Regions from separate parts of the Homo sapiens genome. Here all the other regions are linked to region 1. A link is a loop called in an ENCODE intact Hi-C map of the cell type or tissue named here. Cell type or tissue: heart right ventricle. All regions are shown on one strand. Links, peaks and the distances in the headings refer to the core of each region. The heading gives the core; the rest is flanking DNA.

Region 1 (8,238 bases), core at 2,952-5,451:
AGATGCCCAGGCCCCAACCCCTGTGTTCTGCTCCAGCTGGGCGGGGTTCTCTGCTGGTGCACATGTGGCTTCCTGGGATTTCACTTCATTGTTCATCTATGTTCCATTTTTCTCTGTTCTTGTTTTCTGGAACTTGCATTAGACAGGAGACCTCCTGGACTGATCCCCTAACTCCCCCTCCCCACATTTTCCATCTCACCTTCTCTTGGTACAACTTTCTGGAAGATTTTTTTTTTTATTAACATTTCTTCCTTGAGATATAATCCGGAAGATTTTGTCAGCCTTATCTGATAAGCATTCTATTGAATTTTTAAATTTCAGCTGCCACATTTTTACTTTGTAAGAGTTCTTTCTTTTACCCTGTTTGTTCTTATCTGAACTGCTCCCTCAGTGGCTTCCCACATCTGTCTCTCTATATAAACACACACACACATGTGTGTGTGTATATACATATATACATATATATGTGTGCATATATATGTTAATACCTTGTAGAAGTTTTAATCTGTTCCATCCATTGATTGTGTTTCTCCCTGTTCTTTTTTTTCTGATTGCTTTATTCATTTACTTATCAATCAAATATTTATTGAGTTCCTTTTATGTGCCAGGTATTGTTCTAGTTGTTGAGGATATAATAGTAAGATAAGGTTCTCTGTCTTTATGAAGGTTATAGTCTAGCTAGGGAAAATAATAAACAAATGAATTATATTATGGCTATGAATAAAAATTAGGCAGGCGAAAGTGTTTTTTTTTTTTTTTTTTTTGACCACTGTCAGGAAAGAAGGTGTTGTTTTCAATAAAGTGTTCAGAGAAGATGTCTCTGTCTGAGGCTTCTTTACTCTCATGTCTGCCACCTGGGCTGGGAGGACTCATGTGGCTTGGGCTTCCTCACAGCATGGCAGCTGGGATCTAAGAGGGAATGTTCTGAGAGCAAGGTTTCCACAGAACTAACTACAAGGCCTCTATGGGTTATAGAAGAGTCACTAAGGCTAACCCAGATTTAAGGGGAGGGGAATCAGACTGTCCTTTTTGATGGAAGAGTGGCAAAGTCACATTGCAGAAGAATGTAGGTGGGAGGAAGTATCTCAGATGTCTTTGAAAAATACAATGTGCCCCACATTGTAACACCCTCTATTCTGTTCAGCTGGTTGCTATTTCTCCACCCACTTTGTCTTCAAACATTTCTTGAAGTTCAATATCTCTGGGTGCTGCTTTTTTTGTTGTCCTTATGAGTGAATAGCCTTTTATTATCCGTTCACTGCCTAGTTGGGTTTGAAAAGAGGAAGGGGATAGATGCGTGTCACCAGTTGGCTATTTTTGAGTAGTAGTCCAGATGATCTACAGTGCAAGGTTGTTGAAAATTGGTATAAGAAAACGATGGCAGAGCTTAGGAATGGCTGAAGTAAAATATTTTCTCTTTTTACCTTTTTTCTGCTCTTGATTTATTTTGGAAGAAATAAAAGCACATGGAGGTTAGATAACTTTCCAAAACATCGCTCAGCTAGCTGCAGAGCTGAGACTGCATTTGCATTTCAACTTGTGTTTTACAAATTCTTTGGGATATACTGAAAGAAATCCAACAGAGCCCTATGTGATGGCTCAAGCCTGTAATCCCAGCTACTCGGGAGGCTGAGGGGAAATGATTGCTTGAGCCCAGGAGTTCAAGACCAGCTTGAATAACATAGGGAGACCCCATCTCTAAAAACAAAACAGAAAAGAAAACAATCCAACAAACAACAATTTAAAAAACAACTACCTAAAAAACAACAACCTATTCAGAGGTCAAAGGAATTTGGGAAGCTAAGTTAAGCAAAGTTAAACAACTTACTTTTTTTTTTTTTTGAGATGAGGTCTCACTCTGTTGCCCCGGCTAGAGTGTGGTGGCACAATCTTGGATCACTGCAATGTCTGCCTCCTGGATTCAAGCAATCCTCCCACCTCAGCCTCCTGAGTAGCTGGGACTAGAGGCACATGCCACCTCGCCTGGCTAATTTTTGTATTTTTAGTAGAGATGGGGTTTCACCATATTGCCCAGGCTAGTCTCAAACTCTGGGGCTCAAGTGATCCACCTGCCTCAGACTCCCAAAGTGCTGGGATTACAGGTGTGAGCCACCGCACCCAGCCAACAACTCTTTCTTTCCTTTTCCCTCCCTCCCTTCCTTCCTTTGTTTTTATTTCATAATTGTAAACTGAACTCTGCAATCCAGCTAGGCATGGAAGGGAATAAGGAAAACATAGACCCAAAGGGAACTGCAGCGAGAACACAAAGATTCTAGGATACTGCAAGTAAATGGGGTGGAGGGTGCTCTCCTGAGCTACAGAAGGAATGGTCTGGTAGTTTAGATAAAACAGAAGTCATACTTAGAGTTGTCCACAGTCAGCAGTGGTGATCTTCTTGCTGGTCCCGCCGTTCCTGGACCCAAAGCGCTCCATGGCCTCCACAATATCCATGTCTTCTTTCACCTTGCCAAAGACCACATGCTTGCCATCCAACCACTCATTCTTTTTTTTTTTTTTTTTTTTTTTTGAGAAAGAGCCTATCTCTGTCACCAGGCTGGAGTGCAGTGGTGTGATCTCACTTCACTGCAACCTCTGCCTCCCGGGCTCCCTCGCTGGGCTTCCCCTGCAGAGTCACGACTGCTCCCTGGGCCAGGCTTCCCTGGGGGCCCTCCGAGCTCAGCCAGCCAGGCTCTCAGGCCCGACACCTGCCTCGGCCAGGCCCCAACCCCAGGGGCAGGCGGCCCCTCCTGGCTTCTCCTGTAGGGTACCTTCTTATCCCCCATCCCCCCAGGAAATGGCGCTCCCTCAGCCATGTGGCACTTCTGGGCTCCTGACCTAGGCCATGGGGAGGTCTGGGGATTCTCCTGCCTCAGCCTCCCGAGTAGCTGGGACTACAGGCATGCGTCACCATGCCCGGCTAATTTTTCGTATTTTTAGTAGAGACGGGGTTTCGCCATGTTGGCCAGGCTGGTCTTGAACTCGTGATCTCAGGATCCTCCCGCCTTGGGCTCCCAAAGTGCTGGGATTATAGGCGTGAGCCACCGTGCCGGGCCACATACAACCATTCAGTCTTGGCAGTGTAGATGATAAATGGAACCATTTTTGTTGGGTCCAGCATTTGCCATGGACAGGATGCCAGGAACTCTATGCCTCAGGATGAAGTTTTCCTCATCAAATTTCTCCCCATAGATGGACTTGCCACCAGTGCCATTATGGCTTGTGAAGTTACCACCCTGACACATAAACCCTGGAATAATTCAGTGAGAAAAGGAACCCTTACAACCAAATCCTTTCTCTCCAGTGCTCAGGAGTGAAAGTTTTCTGCCGTCTTTGGAATCTTGTCTGCAAACAGCTCGAAGGGGATGTGGCCCAAGGGCTTGCCGTTGACAATGATGTTGAAACACACGATGGGGTTGATCATGGCTGGTAGTATGGGGCTCCTGGTGGCGGCAGCAGTGTCTGCAAAGCACAACTTTTTTTTACTCAGACTTTTTGGAGGCCTTTTTTTTTTGAGATAGGGTCTTGCTTAGTTGCTCAGGCTGGAGTGCAAGGGCAGCGTGACCATGGCTCATTGCAGCTTCAACCTCCTAGGCACAAGTGATTCTCCCACCTCAGCCTCTTGAGTCGCTGGGACTACAAGCATGTGCCAGCTAATTTTTGTATTTTTTGTAGAGACGGGCGTCTGTCTGTGTTACCCAGGCTGGTCTCAAACTCCTGGACTCAAGTGATCCACCTGCTTTGGACTCCCAAAGTGCTGGGATTACAGGTGTGCATGGCCTTCTGAGGCTTCAGTGTGCTAGGAAAGCAGGGTTTGAGTTTCCAAGCTCACGTGACTGCTTTTGCGGGGTGTCTCATTTAGACTACAAGTGGCTCTCAGAGTGTCCCGGTCACACTTCCCTTTCCCATCTTGTAATTATATCACCAACAGAGATCTGCATAGCATGGATAGATGGTCAGTGCTTTCATAGGATCAAAAGAGTCTGCATACTTAGTAACTGATGTTTTCATGTACCCCTGTTTAGTAAACAGATGGGCTCATTTAGGCAAGCAATTTAAGAGCTTTTCATTCATGCCTGGAGGGCCAAAGAAAGGAGGTTCTTCAACATTGGATTTGTTTTTTTCAGCATTCTAACATCCACTGCTTATTGGTAGCCGACTTGAGAAAGTTTCGCTATTGATGACTACAGTTTAGGAAACATCTATTTTCAATCTTTTGCGCCTTCAGGGCCATTTCACTTTTGGCCACCAGATGGCAGAGCACGGTCGTGCTTCGTGCTTGGGTTTTCTCTGTGGTGGGTTTATGTTGCGCGCTGACACAGGAGTAGCCGAAGCCTTGAGCCTCTGAGCAACAGCTGTGTTCTTGGAACACGTAGGACATTGGATTCTATCTTGTTTTAATGATTCCTGGACTTATTTCTTACTATGTCAGTTCTTAGGACAGTATAACTGAGCCAGAAACAGGACTTTTATAAAAAGTGCTTCATTTTTCCTGAATGAGTTGTCGGCTCCTGCTACTGACTTGCTGACATTTGCTGTTTGGAGGTCAGTTTTCTGATTGCATAACAAGTAAATTTTTTTTTTTTTTTAGTTGGAAAGAGTAAGTGAAGAAATTTGTCAGATTTTATGTTTGGGTACAGGGTCTCATTCTGTTGCCCAGGCAGTGGCGTGATCATAGCTCATTGTAATCTCAACCTCCTGTTCTCAAACATGATCCTCCCAAGTAGCTGGGACTGCAGACGTGCACCACCACTGCTGGCTAATTTTTGAAAAATTAAAACTCCTTCCATTCAGATTGCTCGCTTTGACACTGTGCAAAGCCCTAAAGGGCCTGACAACACCTCTATGTTTTAAATTCGGATCTCAAGAACAAGGATGTGATTAAAGATCTGTATGGATGCGGGATGATTTCTGCTTTTCTAGTCCAAGGCAAGATCCTCTTTTGCGAAGGAGGTGAGGATGAAGATACAAGTAAGATTCAGGAGAGATAGGGCCCCGAGGGAAGGAAGAGGGGCCAGGACAGCAAACAGTAATCTCCCCTGGGTGGTTTGGCTGGGGAACTTCTTATTATGGACCTACGAGGAGGCACGCAGTTCTGAAGAGGCCTGACCCCCACCCCCCCAAGCTTTTTTTTGAGGTAGGGTTGCACTCTGTCACCCAGGCTGGAGTGCAGTGGCATGAACATGGCTCAACCCAGCCTCAACCTTCTGGGCTCAGGTGATCCTCCCACCTCAGCCTCCTGAGTAGCTGGGACCACAGACGTGAACCACCACGCCCAGCTAATTTTTCTATTTTTTTGTAGAGATAGGGTTTTGCCATGTTGCCAAGGCTGGTCTGGAACTCCTGGGCTTAAGCAATCCTCCCACTCCAGCCTCCCAAAGTGCTGGGATTACAGGCGTGAGCCACTGTGCCTGGCCTCTAAAACCCTTTGAAATGAAGAAAATTTAAATAGTAGTATGTTTGCAGCTGGTTTGGCAGACATTCTCCTCAAACTGGTTCTTGAGGATTGGAAATGGGAAGACAAATGAAGGAAGAACAGATCTTCATTTCTTCTCACCATCCTTCTATCCCTGTGCCCAGCACTGAGATTTGGGTGAAGACTGTCCTCTTTTTCTCTCTACCCACATGTGGAAATTCTAGCACACTGCGGTTCATTAGGTGCTCTGTGATAGCGGCTGGAAGGTGAGATGAGTGCTTGTTCACCACCTCCTGCCATGTCCTCTCTTAACATCTAAAGAACAGCCCGTGGGGAGGAATCGGCATGTAAGAAGTCCTGGCTTGGGCTCCAGCAGGCATGCCACTGAGCATGTTATTCTAGGAAAGAACAGGGCGGCCAGGGCTGTCCATGGTGTGATGGTCTGTGTCAGTGTGGTTTGAGTCTGGGGCATGTTCCCAGCATCTGCCCCTTCCAGCTCCCAGAAGTGGCCCTTCCCTGCCAGGATGGTGCTCGGAGGGGCCGCTGCCACCTCCTGCACCAAACCTGCCCTCAGCTTGTCTTTAGCTTCCCCATCTCACTGGGAGGGCCCCGGAGTTCACTGTATTGTCTGCCCTTGAGTCTTCAAGTTTCCATCCCCCTGGGGGCAACGAAGAAGCCACATCCTGTAACTTAGGGGCTGTGCCTGTGTTCTCACTGGGAACACAGCCATCCCCACTGCAGTCAGGGGCCAAGGGCGCATGAGAGCATCTTGTTTAGTATGAGCCCTGGGGTGAGATGTTGGAAGGATGGACGAGATGCCCTTTCCCAAGGTCTTTTCCTTTCCTATCATTCTAAATTTCCGCTGTGTTTTGAGACCCTTGAATTGTAGAGGCCACAAAAGTGAAAAACATGACAATTATTTATTGTCACTATTGCCATCTGTCTGATTCTCTGCTGGCACCCAAGGCCGCTCATCAATCTCTATGAACATCAAACAGATTACCACTGTTTAAGACAAAAGAAACGCTTTCATGAAAGATTATAAAAAGATGCAACTGGTGGGAGCCACCTCACTGGGACCCCACACCCTCAAGGGGACTGGCATAAAGCAAGCTGTCCCCAAAAGCACATCGGGGTGAGTGTTGAGCTCGAACATGGCTCCCGGGAAAGATGGGGTTTTTCTTTTCCCCGGCGTTTGTCTTTGTGTAGACATACCCACTTTGCTTCCTGACACCTTGTCTGGTCCTGCAAGATACCTTGGTTATACTTCTCCCAACATCAGAGAATTTTTAAAAGCTTAGTTGAAAGAATCATAATAAAAATCTATAAGCGCTGGGCTTTTATGTATTTCACTTTTATTGAATTCCTTCTAGTATAAAAGTAGCCTATTTTGTAGTATTCAGTGTAACGCCTATCTGCAGATAGAATACACTGAGTGGGGGCTGAGAGGCAGAGGCTGGTAGGAAGAGAATGGGCCAAGCTGGTTGGGGGTGGTGGCATCATCACATTCCAAGTCAAGGCCACTCCCAAATCTCTCATTTCCTTCTTTGCTTCCTTTTTGTGTTTATGTTTGTCTTTCTTTTTTTTTTTTTTTCCTTTAGAGACAGAGTCTCGCTCTGTCACCCAGGCTGGAGTGCAGTGGCACGATCTCGGCTCACTGCAATCTCCACTTCCCAGGTTCAAGCAATTCTCCTGCCTCAGCCTCCCAAGTAGCTGGGACTATAGGCACACGCCACCACGCCCATCTAATTTTTGTGTTTTTAGTAGAGATGGGGTTTCACCATATTGGTCAGGCTGGTCTTGAACTCTTGACCTTGTGATCTGCCCGCCTTGGCCACCCAAAGTGCTGGGATTACAGGCATGAGCCACCATGCCTGGCCGCGTTTATGTTTTTCTATAGGTTGGGTGATTTTCTAATCTAGCTGAAGGATGTCTCCTACATTTCATTTTTTTTTTTTTTGGCGTCACCTTGGGTTAATGATCAAGTAAATGACAAGAAAAGAGCACAGAACTAACAGCATCAAAACAGCTTTGTTTGGTGCTTTTGGATAAAACCCTCATTTCTTCCTAGTTTTATTCAGAAATCCAGGTGTGGAATCAAATTGTGCATGCATGTCAGCTCATAGCCTATTTTCAGTGTAACTTCCTGTGCTGTCTCAACGGGAAGAGATTTCACAGTAGTTGCTTCATCTCCCAGTCCAGCTTCCTCGTGTCTCTCAAATTCCTCTTCTCCAGCACTTTATCTACTATTGGTATAGCTGTGTTACCTTGGGTGCTGGGAGGTGCTTCACCGTGTCACTCAGGGTGAGTGACAAGCGTGGCAGCCTTGGCTGTGGGTGTCTGTGAGTCACTCTGCAGGCTGGATGTAGAGTGCGACATCCACTCCCTCACATCCACTCCCGCCAGGCCAGGCATGGGCCTCATCCTGCCACAGAGGGCAGGAGCATGTGATGAGGCTGGGGATGGGCGGGTCACCCTGCCCCACCTTCAGGACCAGGACCCACAGGACACCTAAGCACCCAGCGCTGAGTCTGCTGACCATATTTTCTCTTCTTTCCCATGGCTGGGCTTCTGCCTGAGAGTTCTCCCCAGCTTGCATGTCTGCATTTGGGGAACCCGCTCTCCTAGAATGTGACGTGCAGTCACGAAAGCTGGTGGGTAGACAGGGGCTAGCCCAGCACCTGGCAGAGGGGAAGAATGCAGCACAAAAATGCCAGCCCATGATTTCTGGCCCTAACAGCCTGCCCTCTGTGGTGTTTGTGTGTGTGTGTGTGTGTGTGTGTGTGGTGTTTTTTTTGTTTGTTTTGTTTTGAGACAGAGTCTCA
Region 2 (4,814 bases), core at 1,082-3,581, 180 kb after region 1:
AGACCTTCTAATGTCTTCTCAGAAGTGATAGAAAAATGAGAACATTTTTCTTGGAAAATATTTCAAAGCCTGCTCAACTTCTTAGCTCTTAATCACTGCTTTCTCCTGCTGTATGAATCCCCTTCCGCTAGGGTGCAGGTTCATTGGCACCTCTTGGGTGACCAGAAGTCCCACAACATTGGCAGAGCTTTGACAAGGATGTGTTGCTCTGCACACACCTTGACAGCCACATCCACAACCCCTGGGGTAGAAATGACCCCAGAATCCCAGGATCCCCTGAATGTCCCTTTATACATCTTCCTCTTCTCCCACCTTATTGCCTGCCCTCTTTGTCTTTGTCCCCAAACTAATTCTGTCTTTTACTAGTTTCATTACCATAGCTGAGAAAGGCCTCTCTCTCTCTCATATTTGTGGCCATGGTGGAAATTATGCATAGAAAGAGAGGAAGAGAAAGCAAGGTGCTGGAAATGGCTCCTTGAAGTGGCCAGCTTGCAAGTCACAGTCAACTGGTGTCAATTCATTATTCAGGTCACCAAGAGGATCTGCTGCCTGGCAACCATCCTGCTGCTGGATTTTCGATATGAGCTTACAAAAATGCACAGGAAACATCAAAGTGTTAAGGGATGCCCCCAGAGTTCCTCAGAGACATCCCTTCTCTCCCCAAAGGGTGTCCTGGGGTTTGTCTCTGATTTTCATGTGGCTCCACAGTGAGGGCCATCCCCTAATGAGGCTGCAGCTCACCCATCAAGAAAAGGGAGGTGATAAATCCTCAGGGATTAGCTTTCCCTCTAAAGAAGTACCTGACCAGACCACAGAGGTGGGAGCAGAAATTTTTGTCAAGCAGAACATGGTCACAACTACCCACATTCCCTCCATCACTACATCATCTTTGTTCAAAAGTCTGCTTTCCTTCAGCCAAAATGCTGGTTTCCAACACAAAATACACAACCTATGGCTTAAAGTGCTCAGGCTGGAGAAGGATGAAGCCTTCATGTTTCTCTTACAGTGTTTCTTACGATAAGAGACAATGTTAGGGCACAATGGAGAGAATCAAGGGGACCTGCTGGAGGAAGGTGAAATCCTAGTACATGGATTACATATTTAGAATCAGAGACACAGACATAGTCTCTCAGAATCCTGCTCTACTTGAAAGACAAACTCCACTTTAAGTAAGACCCTCTTCTCCTTCTCTACTTATCCTTCTCTCCCCTGAAATTATCAACATGTAGAAAACTTCAGTGACAAAAGCTACTTGGGGGACATTATACTGGCTCCTTAAACATTTTCTTTGGGCATTTGTTTGGAGAAATGAGAAATAGTACTATGTGAATTCATGTTTTAATGTCAAGAGGTTAGAAATAACGTTAATGTTAGAAAAGAGAGGATATGACTAGCAAACCCTTCCTGATCCCCTACAAGCAACTCTTGGTTGACTTGCAGCTGGGGGCTAGAAGTTTCTCAGAACATTCACTAGCTAAAAAGACTCAACTCCAAAGGCAGGTGGAGTGTGCTGGTTTAGAATCTGGCCCTGTTCCAGCCTTGGAGAGCTGTATGCTAATGAGGCTGTGGTTTGCCAACTAGAGAAAAGGAAGACGATAAATCAATAGGGGTTAAATCCATACCCAAAGCACCTTCCCAGACAACATCAGCAATCCAATGAATGCCAGATGGATGGATGAATAGATAGGTGGATGGATAAATGGACGGATGGCATAGGGGAATATATTTGGACCAATGTTCAGACTCCCTGGAAAATGTTGATGACCTACTGGTACTTCCCTGGAGAGTTATTTTCAGAAAGTGCTAGAGATTTTGCTAGCTCATGTGGCACCTCTATGGGAAATTAGAAAAAGGTGCCCACTTTAGGCAGATGTCACCTGCACCAGATGCCCGAATTGCTGAGTTGTGCAATTTTAGCTTCACTTGCCCCTTCAGCCATCTGGGGGTGATCGAGCCATTGCTTGACAAAAAAGGAGCCTGGGCTAGGTGGGTGAAAGTGTAGGTGAGAATTCAACCTTGCCTGGAGTTGGTTGATCTGTTGACCTGAATTTTCCCTTTGATTGATCTAATTTCTACCGCTTACTCACATGTCTTTTTTCACCTGGAAAACACTTTCAATTCCTGAACTATTTTTCATTAATTCCCACCCCAGATTCTCTACAAAGTTTTCCCATTGTGTGAGATAATCAGAAACAGATACTTAAATAGTCAATAACTGAACTCCAAGTGCATTTGCAAGGTTGCACAGGCTCCCATCTGTAAAAATTCTGAGCCCCCTGGAGAAAAGCAATGCAAACACAAAGAATTTGAATTTTGAGAAACAATAAAGTTTGAGAAACCAGGCATGGGAGAAAATAAGAAAAACAGTTACACATGAGGTAGTGTTCCGGTCATTCCTATCTGCAAATAGGGTCACTATGCAATTGGGAAACGTGTCTGTAACAACGGCCACCCTGAGTGGACATTTCCTGTGTATTAACCATTGGTCTACGGGCTTCACATGAATCAATTTTGTTTATTCCTCATGACCCTCCAAAGGGAGACCTGAGTACTTGAGAGGACAAGTGATTTTCTCCTGGTTTCACTTGGAGGATAATTGTGGAGAAGGGCAGAGAAGCATTCAGTGAAACCCAAGAGATGGCCCAGGGTCCCCTGAGGAACTGTACACTGCTAGCAAGTGTCAGAGTCACGGCTAGAACCAGGTGGACAAAATCCCAGCCTGTGCTCTAACCCAGGGGTCAGCTCACTGTGGCCTATTGGCCAAATCCAGCCCACTGCCTGTTTGTGTAAATCAATTTTTGTTGGAACACAGACACCCTCATTTGTTTACATATTGCTTATGGATGCTTTTATGCCACAATGGCAGAGCTGAATACTTGCAACAGAGACTGTATGTCCTGTAAAACCCAAGATATTTACTATCTGGCCTTTACAGAACAAGTTTGCAGATTCCTTGCTCTAACCAAGTAGGGAGGGAAGAGGAAACAGTCCTCTTCCTTTCTGCCTCCTATTTCTGTCTGAACCTGTCTGAGGATTGGCGTGTCTCAGTCAAGTCAGTTTCTCACTGAATCTCTGAAATGAGAAAGCATATACTATAGCTGCTTTATGAAATATCATCTGGACCTGGGGGAGTCACCCAGGTTTCCAGAAGAAGTGTTTTGAAAGACACCAAGGGTAAGCCTTCTCTCTTTCTCTTTCAAAAAAGGCTCATTGCATGTCAGAATTGTTTTAGGACTGGCCTGTCTGCACAGTCCTTTCTGTACAGGTTAAAAATGAAGTGCTGGTGGAGGAACATTTCACATAAAGGTTTATTTAATTTGTGAGATTAAACAAACGAAAAAGGTTGGCTCCTCTAGAGAAGTTTACAGAAGATAGTAGAAGAATGTGGTCACGCCCTCTGATGTGTTTGGAAAAAAGACGCACAAGCACAAAGGCATCCCTGAGAAACGACTCTTTCCATCTGCCTTATGAGCATGGTGTGGCGGGAGGCGCCGGGATGTTTTCAGTAAGTTGGCAGAAACCATGTGGATTGCTCCCACATCTAGAGGCATTTTTAAATGCCTCCGAATTCAGATCTCTGACTGGCTGAAGTCTCGGACGCTTCACACTCTTTGGTGGCACTTATGCTACTTTCTGTAAACTGAGTCTTGTCCCTGTGTTCTTGGAGAGAAAAGTTGGTGAAAAACATTTTCTTCCACCCATAGATAAGCTGGCCTCGGCAGTTGTTTACATGAGTGGTAAACTGATGGAGAGGGGACGTGTCAGGCCTCTGTAGCAGGAGAGGTGGCATGCTCCAGCGAACCTCACAAAGAACACCTCTGTGTCCCCTGGGGAAGGATGGCCGCCAAGCAGTTACCCGCTTCACACATCTGATCTCCATGCTTTCTTGCTCAGCAACACCTAGCCTTAATCTGGCAGCTGGAGACATAAGGGGGTGGGGGCAAGGAGGAGGATTCACACACTACAGCTGCCTATCTGGAACCCCGGCAGGGGTTAGGAACACTTCTCTGCCTTTCATCAGACGGTTATGTGCAAAAGCACCATTTAACCCTCTCTGCATCTCAGAAGTGCTTCTAGGAGAAGGAGGCGTGGGAGGAAGGGAGTCCAGGGAGAAAGGGAATGTGAGGCCAGGCCCTGGGATGGGGGACCTTACCCTGGTGGACAAAGCCTTGGGAGGCAGGCAATAGAGGGTGAGGGTGGGAATGGGAAAGGAGAGAAGGGGGTGCAAAATGCAGAGATTGGCCAGTTGGCACCAAAGAAACAGAACTTAAAGCCTAAGGAATAGAGTCAAATGCCAGCCAGCATTACCCCCAAAATGGGCCTCTCTTAATACTGCTCCCCTCTATGCCCAAGAGACAGCTGTGGATGTGCACTTTCTCCTGGTTTTGTCTGGATGAGAACTGTGGAGAACTGCAGAAAGGCACCTAGGGAGACCCGAGAAATGGGGCCCCTGGACCTTAGGAATGGTCTGAGTCATAAACCCCACATTCCCAGCTGAAACGGGAGACATTGATGTTCCTTTTAGCATCCACTAGCGTAGGACAGTCATTCTGAATCCTTCCCTCTGACAACCACCTTCCACAGGTGCACCCAGCTGGGATTTCCGTGAGTCTCTAACAGGTAGGGCACCAGATCGTCTCTCTGCCCGTGCTCTGCTCAGAAACCACAGCCTCTAACACGAACAAAAACTCTTGCCTCCAAGGTGAGCTGCTAAAAATAACCACCTGGTCAACAAACCCCAGAACTCTGATTATGGGCTTCATATATTTTTACTGGCTTCTTTATTGTTCTTGTTTCCTTTATTGAAAAAAGAA
Region 3 (4,814 bases), core at 1,082-3,581, 180 kb after region 1:
GTTGGCAGTGTTTCAACATCAACTTTCCATACCTTGCCTGCCCCCTGATTTCTCTGTTTCCATTTTTTGAGTGAAAAGGCTGATTTTATGCCCGGATCAAGAGAGGACTCCTGCTGTCCTGACCATAAGAGGAATAGTATATGAGTCACTAGGTTAGATGGAACACACAGTCCTCTCCTCTCTCAAACAGAAAAGTTTGCTCAAGGCAGAGTTGCATGCTGTGGTCAAACAGGTCTCAGCCAGAAAGAAGAGACCCATGGCACTAGGTTCATCTGGTTACCAACTCAGATCTCCATGTAAAACGTGCCAAGGTGAATGAAATTCTCCATTCCCAATTCAGATTCTGCTCTTTACTGTGTCCATTGGCCAAGTCTCTGCTCCCCAAGCCTTGGTTTCTTCTTCCCAAAGATGCTTGCCATCCTCCAGGACGAAAGCCATGGCCTAATCCATGCAACTTGTGCACTGCCTTTGCTTAGCCTCAAAGCGGCCCACCAGGAGCACCCTGGAAATTCTTACCTTCAAGTTACTAAGCCCTGTGTTTATTTTGGCTAAATGAGCACTGCTGCTCAGATGAGATTTTATGTATATATTTTTTACAAGAGAGCATGACTGGCCTGTGAAGCCTCATGGTAAGCACAGTTTCAAGGAGAGTGTACGTGCCCTGGTCTGCTTATTCTCTTACGGAAGTGAAGCACTTAGCACTTAGCCACTGTACTTGTCAGTCATGGCCCGACACGGTGTGCACACAGAACAGTGTCTGCAGCAGCTGCTGGCACGTCTTTACCCAGCCTTTCTGGGAGCTGTGAGTCTCCACAACCCAAAGAGAGTCAGGCGAAACAACATCCACAGCTTTCACTTCACCAACATAAGCATTACCTTGGGTCCTGAAGGTTAGAACTCGAATTCGACTGTAATCCAAAGTCGTTCAGTTTGGCTCTCAGCTTTCCTCCAATACTTTGGATTTACATTAACATAAACCTCACCCCCAGAGAGCACCAGTGTATGCACATGAATACTCTTAATACTTTTAGAACTGTGGTACAGGGAGTGGGCATGGGGTTCAGGGACACGAGGAAGGGTAAGAAAGGCAATATATTCTATGTCGGTCTGTCATTCCCCTGTCGTCTGCAGCTTTGTTCCTCACTGGCTGTCTTAGAGCTGATGAGTGGCAAATTGGGTGAGATGATTTGGAGTCAGGGAGCATATCTAGGTGGCAAACCAGGAATTCATCTCTTTCTAGCCCAGAGCTGGACAGATTAATGAGAGTGAAGATAACGAGTCTAGACGGCAGATATAAAAATGGCTGCCCTTATCTCTGCAATGCTGCCACTTGTAGGGGTAAGCCCAGCCAGTACAAAGAGGGCACAGCAATCCTCACAATTGCTGGCATCAAACAGGTCATGAAGAACCCCCATCATTTGGTGAGGGTGTTTTTGTGTGTGCTTTTACACTCAGGCCAACTGCAGTGACGCATTTAGAGTGGCTCCTAAATGTTTGGCATTAGAAACCGGTGTGGGAACTTCAGCAGTGTCCGCTAATAGGTTTGCAAAGAGGGCAAAATGTAAAATCTGCTGCATTGTAACAGCACAAACAACATTGCCATCACCCAAGGCTGGAGGCCTTTTTTTTTTTTTATAACCTGGATGAGGCAAGCATCCCCAATTCTTCTCACTTTGCTCTGCTCTCTCTGCTTTCTCGGGGGAGAACACGTCCTTTCTGATTTTCAGTCCTGCATTTAAAGTGCTCTAGCTCCAGTCATCGAATGCACCTCCTTATTCCCTTGACTGGACACCGGGTCCTAAATGTGGCAACTCTTTCTCCTGAGGCCACCACTTCTGTGTCTCTTTCCTAACTTCCTTCTCTTACAAGCAGCCTGCCACCGTACCTCACTGAGGTATGGTGACTGCAGGTACTGACTGCAGGCTGTACACAGAAGCCCCTCGGCTCTGTGGTTAACTGAAACCGCTGCCTTGGTACCCTGGAACTGGAAAGAAACCATCTTCAGGCTAAAATAAATCATTGCCACCTCATTTCACTTTTAATTTATACTGATTTTTTTTTTTTTTTGGTTCAGTCTTCCCACAGTCTCTCCTTTCTCACCACCCCTGCATTTTCAGCCTCATTGCTCCCCGTTGGACAATGCAAGGCTGAAAGGTTTATCTGTAACCTATTTGTCTCTATTAATAGGTTTCTAAACTTTAATTAAACAAGAGACAGTGAGGCTCTCAATCCCCTTCCCGCATCTACAGGTGTTGCTAGTGCCATCTAGCGGCAGGAAGGTGTGGCGTCTCTTTTCTCTTGCGAGATTTGACAAATTTGGAGGTTGATTCCCCCCATCAAATTCACATCACATGGGGGAAGGAAAAAGCATGCAAAAAAAAAATTTTTTTTTACCTTTAAAATTCTCACCTGCAAAAGCCGAGATGGGTTCTGAAAAAAACAAACAAAAAATTGGACTTAGTTAAAGGCAAGAAACAATTGGGTGAACATAGAGTGAATAATTGGATGAATATGATGATAAACATGACTGCACTCGGTTTTTTTGTACCACTCCATGGAGAGGGCCCCCCATCTTCCACATGTTCTAGGCTGGCTCTAACACATCATCATCATGGGGTGGTGATGGCGGAGGAGGGGGGATTCTCAAAGTTGCTTTGGAACAAAAAGTCCTTCATCAAGAAATGGGTCCCTAAAGTATTGTAATCAGTTACTTACTGCTGATTACTTTCTCAGAGCCTGGATTACTTTTAGATGCCTGGGGCCTGAGAGTTGCCCGGAGGGACTGGGGTGGTCCCAGGTGCTTCTGACATCATCAAGCACACACACACCAGGGGTCGTGTGCCAAGAAAGGCAGTTGGTGAGTTACTGCAGCCACTCTGCTGACTGAAAGCAACCCTCATGCCTTCTCAGGGTTCCTTTCTTGGTTTGGGAAATGTCCATGGCTCTGATGGGACACAGCCAGGGTGACCTCATCTGCAGCAGGAGACCCTGAAGAAAATGCGTGCCTCTCAGGTGGACTGGCTGTTCAGGTGCTTTTGACCAAGATGATGGTTATGATATCCTTCTCGTGCCAGTCACCTGGCCTGCAATGTTTAATCCTACAACAACTTTGGGATCTTGGGCATTAGAGGTATTCGTTTTAAAGAAAAATCTGAAATCTTACTTCAAATGCCACAGTTTGCTCTGCAATTCATTCATGTAAAATAACTACTCAGGTAATTGTGTTATCACTCTTACATAACATATGTACTATTTTTGCTCACCAGTGAAGGCTTCCATTAAATCCATCAAACCTTTCCAGCATATAATTTTGACTGGCAGTTGCTCTCGTCCTCTAGCATTTTCTTTGCTAAAAGCTGGGGTTTGCTGAGGGGGTCTTGGCACCCTGAACCTCTATGTACTTAGTGCATGTCTATTTCTGATTGGGAACAGGGATATAAGCCGTCCCCTTACCTCACACCCCTTCCCACCCTGAACCCAGCCTAAGACACAACTACACCCACACCTTACCTTGCAGAGACTGTGGCTGCCCCACCCACTGGGTAACGACTGCATTGGAAAATGGTGTCCTGCCTCCTCTTGCTTATCCCAGCCCTTGGGGTCTTATTTGAAAGAACCATGAAGAGACAGATATTCACATACCCATGCAGTTCTCCAGTGGGACATCAGTGCTTATCCGAATGTCATCAATGGCAATCTCTCCGGAACGTCCTTTCCCTATCACTCCCTCGAACACAATCTAGAAGCCGGAAGAATAAGAGCCATGGTTAACTGAGTCTCCTAGTCCAAACGGTGCAAGGATTTCCAAGTTTCTGTTAGCTGCAGCTTAAAGCGTGTGTGTGTATGTGTGTGTGTGTGTGTGTTATTGCACCTGGTACACATCTGTTGACCACATGGCTACAGCTCTTGAAATCTTAATTCAAAATGAGTTTGTTCAAATCAAACGCATATTTAAGGGGATAAGAAAATATAACAAGGGGGTGGATATTGTTGTCCAGTAACTAGAATGTATTGATTAAAAGGGCCATAATCAGAGACTATTGAAAGGGGGGTTGAAACTTCCCTCACTATTTTCGAGGTTCCTGTCTCATAAATCTTTCAAATGCCCAATCCAGGTATTTGAAAACTCAGAAGACACAAGTAGGTGGGGGTAATGTGAGAAATACAGCACATAGGTTTTGATTTGTGCTCCTTATTATAAGTTGCCTTAGGGCTTCATTATTACAACTAGGAGGAAAAGAATTTGTTTTTTCACCAGCCATTTACTGAGCACCTACTATGCCCTGGACATAAGGATAGTAACAAAACCTAGTAAGACAAGATCTCTGCCCAGAGAAGCTCACCCATCTAATGGCTGAGACACAAATGCAAACAGGTAGTTACAATACAACACACTCAGGTGAGTAAGTGGGAACCCAGATGGGGGTGGGGAAGGTCTCAGGATGCCTTGCAACCTCAAGGGACAGGGACTGCAGGCTGTACACAGAAGCCCCTCGGCTCTGTGGTCTTCAGTCATTTCTCATGCTCGCCCTCCCCAGGTTCCTCTCTGCAAACTAGCACATGTCCTCTGGCAAGCTGGGTGAGCAGTTGGCTGCTGCACCAGCCATCTGTTGCTGCTCCTCGTCTGGGGAGGAGAAGGTTAATGCTTTGGCTGGTTCTCAGTCACCTCTTCCACAGTGTGTCTACTCCTACCCAAGTTGCAACCACGGCTGAACATACCCATCTGTGCCTCAGTCTCCTGCTCTGTGGGGCAGAGATAACAGAACTCCATTCCGGGAGCTGGTGAGAGAGAGAGAGCACTCACTCTGGAGCCT

Evidence for each region. A loop is a pair of places that touch in the nucleus more often than their neighbours do. Peaks named below come from ENCODE experiments on the same cell type or tissue, not always from the same donor. Only the 100,000 strongest peaks of a DNase experiment are listed, where the experiment ranks them.
Region 2: a loop joins it to region 1, with 5 times the contacts of the local background. A loop is called at or near these places in 28 of 110 quality-filtered maps.
Region 3: a loop joins it to region 1, with 5 times the contacts of the local background. A loop is called at or near these places in 28 of 110 quality-filtered maps.

Annotation. Positions count from the first base shown.
Region 1 is chr2:205,944,274-205,952,511 of GRCh38, reverse strand. It overlaps the pseudogene PPIAP68. Among named protein-coding and RNA genes, the nearest start is that of INO80D-AS1, 140 kb to the left of the region's middle. RefSeq lists enhancers at 5,450-5,949, 7,421-7,921. In heart right ventricle, for the core only: a CTCF peak has its summit at 4,237 (motif pointing right); a DNase peak (open chromatin) is centred at 4,271; H3K27ac peaks cover 429 bases; H3K27me3 peaks cover 267 bases.
Region 2 is chr2:205,769,892-205,774,705 of GRCh38, reverse strand. The region is part of intron 15 of NRP2 (neuropilin 2); the gene reads right to left. Among named protein-coding and RNA genes, the nearest start is that of NRP2, 90 kb to the right of the region's middle. In heart right ventricle, for the core only: no CTCF peak of the experiment used is centred there; no DNase peak of the experiment used is centred there.
Region 3 is chr2:205,764,399-205,769,212 of GRCh38, reverse strand. It overlaps NRP2 (neuropilin 2), which reads right to left. Exons shown (of 17, transcript NM_003872.3): 14 at 3,643-3,739; 15 at 2,410-2,430. Among named protein-coding and RNA genes, the nearest start is that of NRP2, 84 kb to the right of the region's middle. In heart right ventricle, for the core only: a CTCF peak has its summit at 2,278 (motif pointing left); a DNase peak (open chromatin) is centred at 2,264; H3K27me3 peaks cover 631 bases.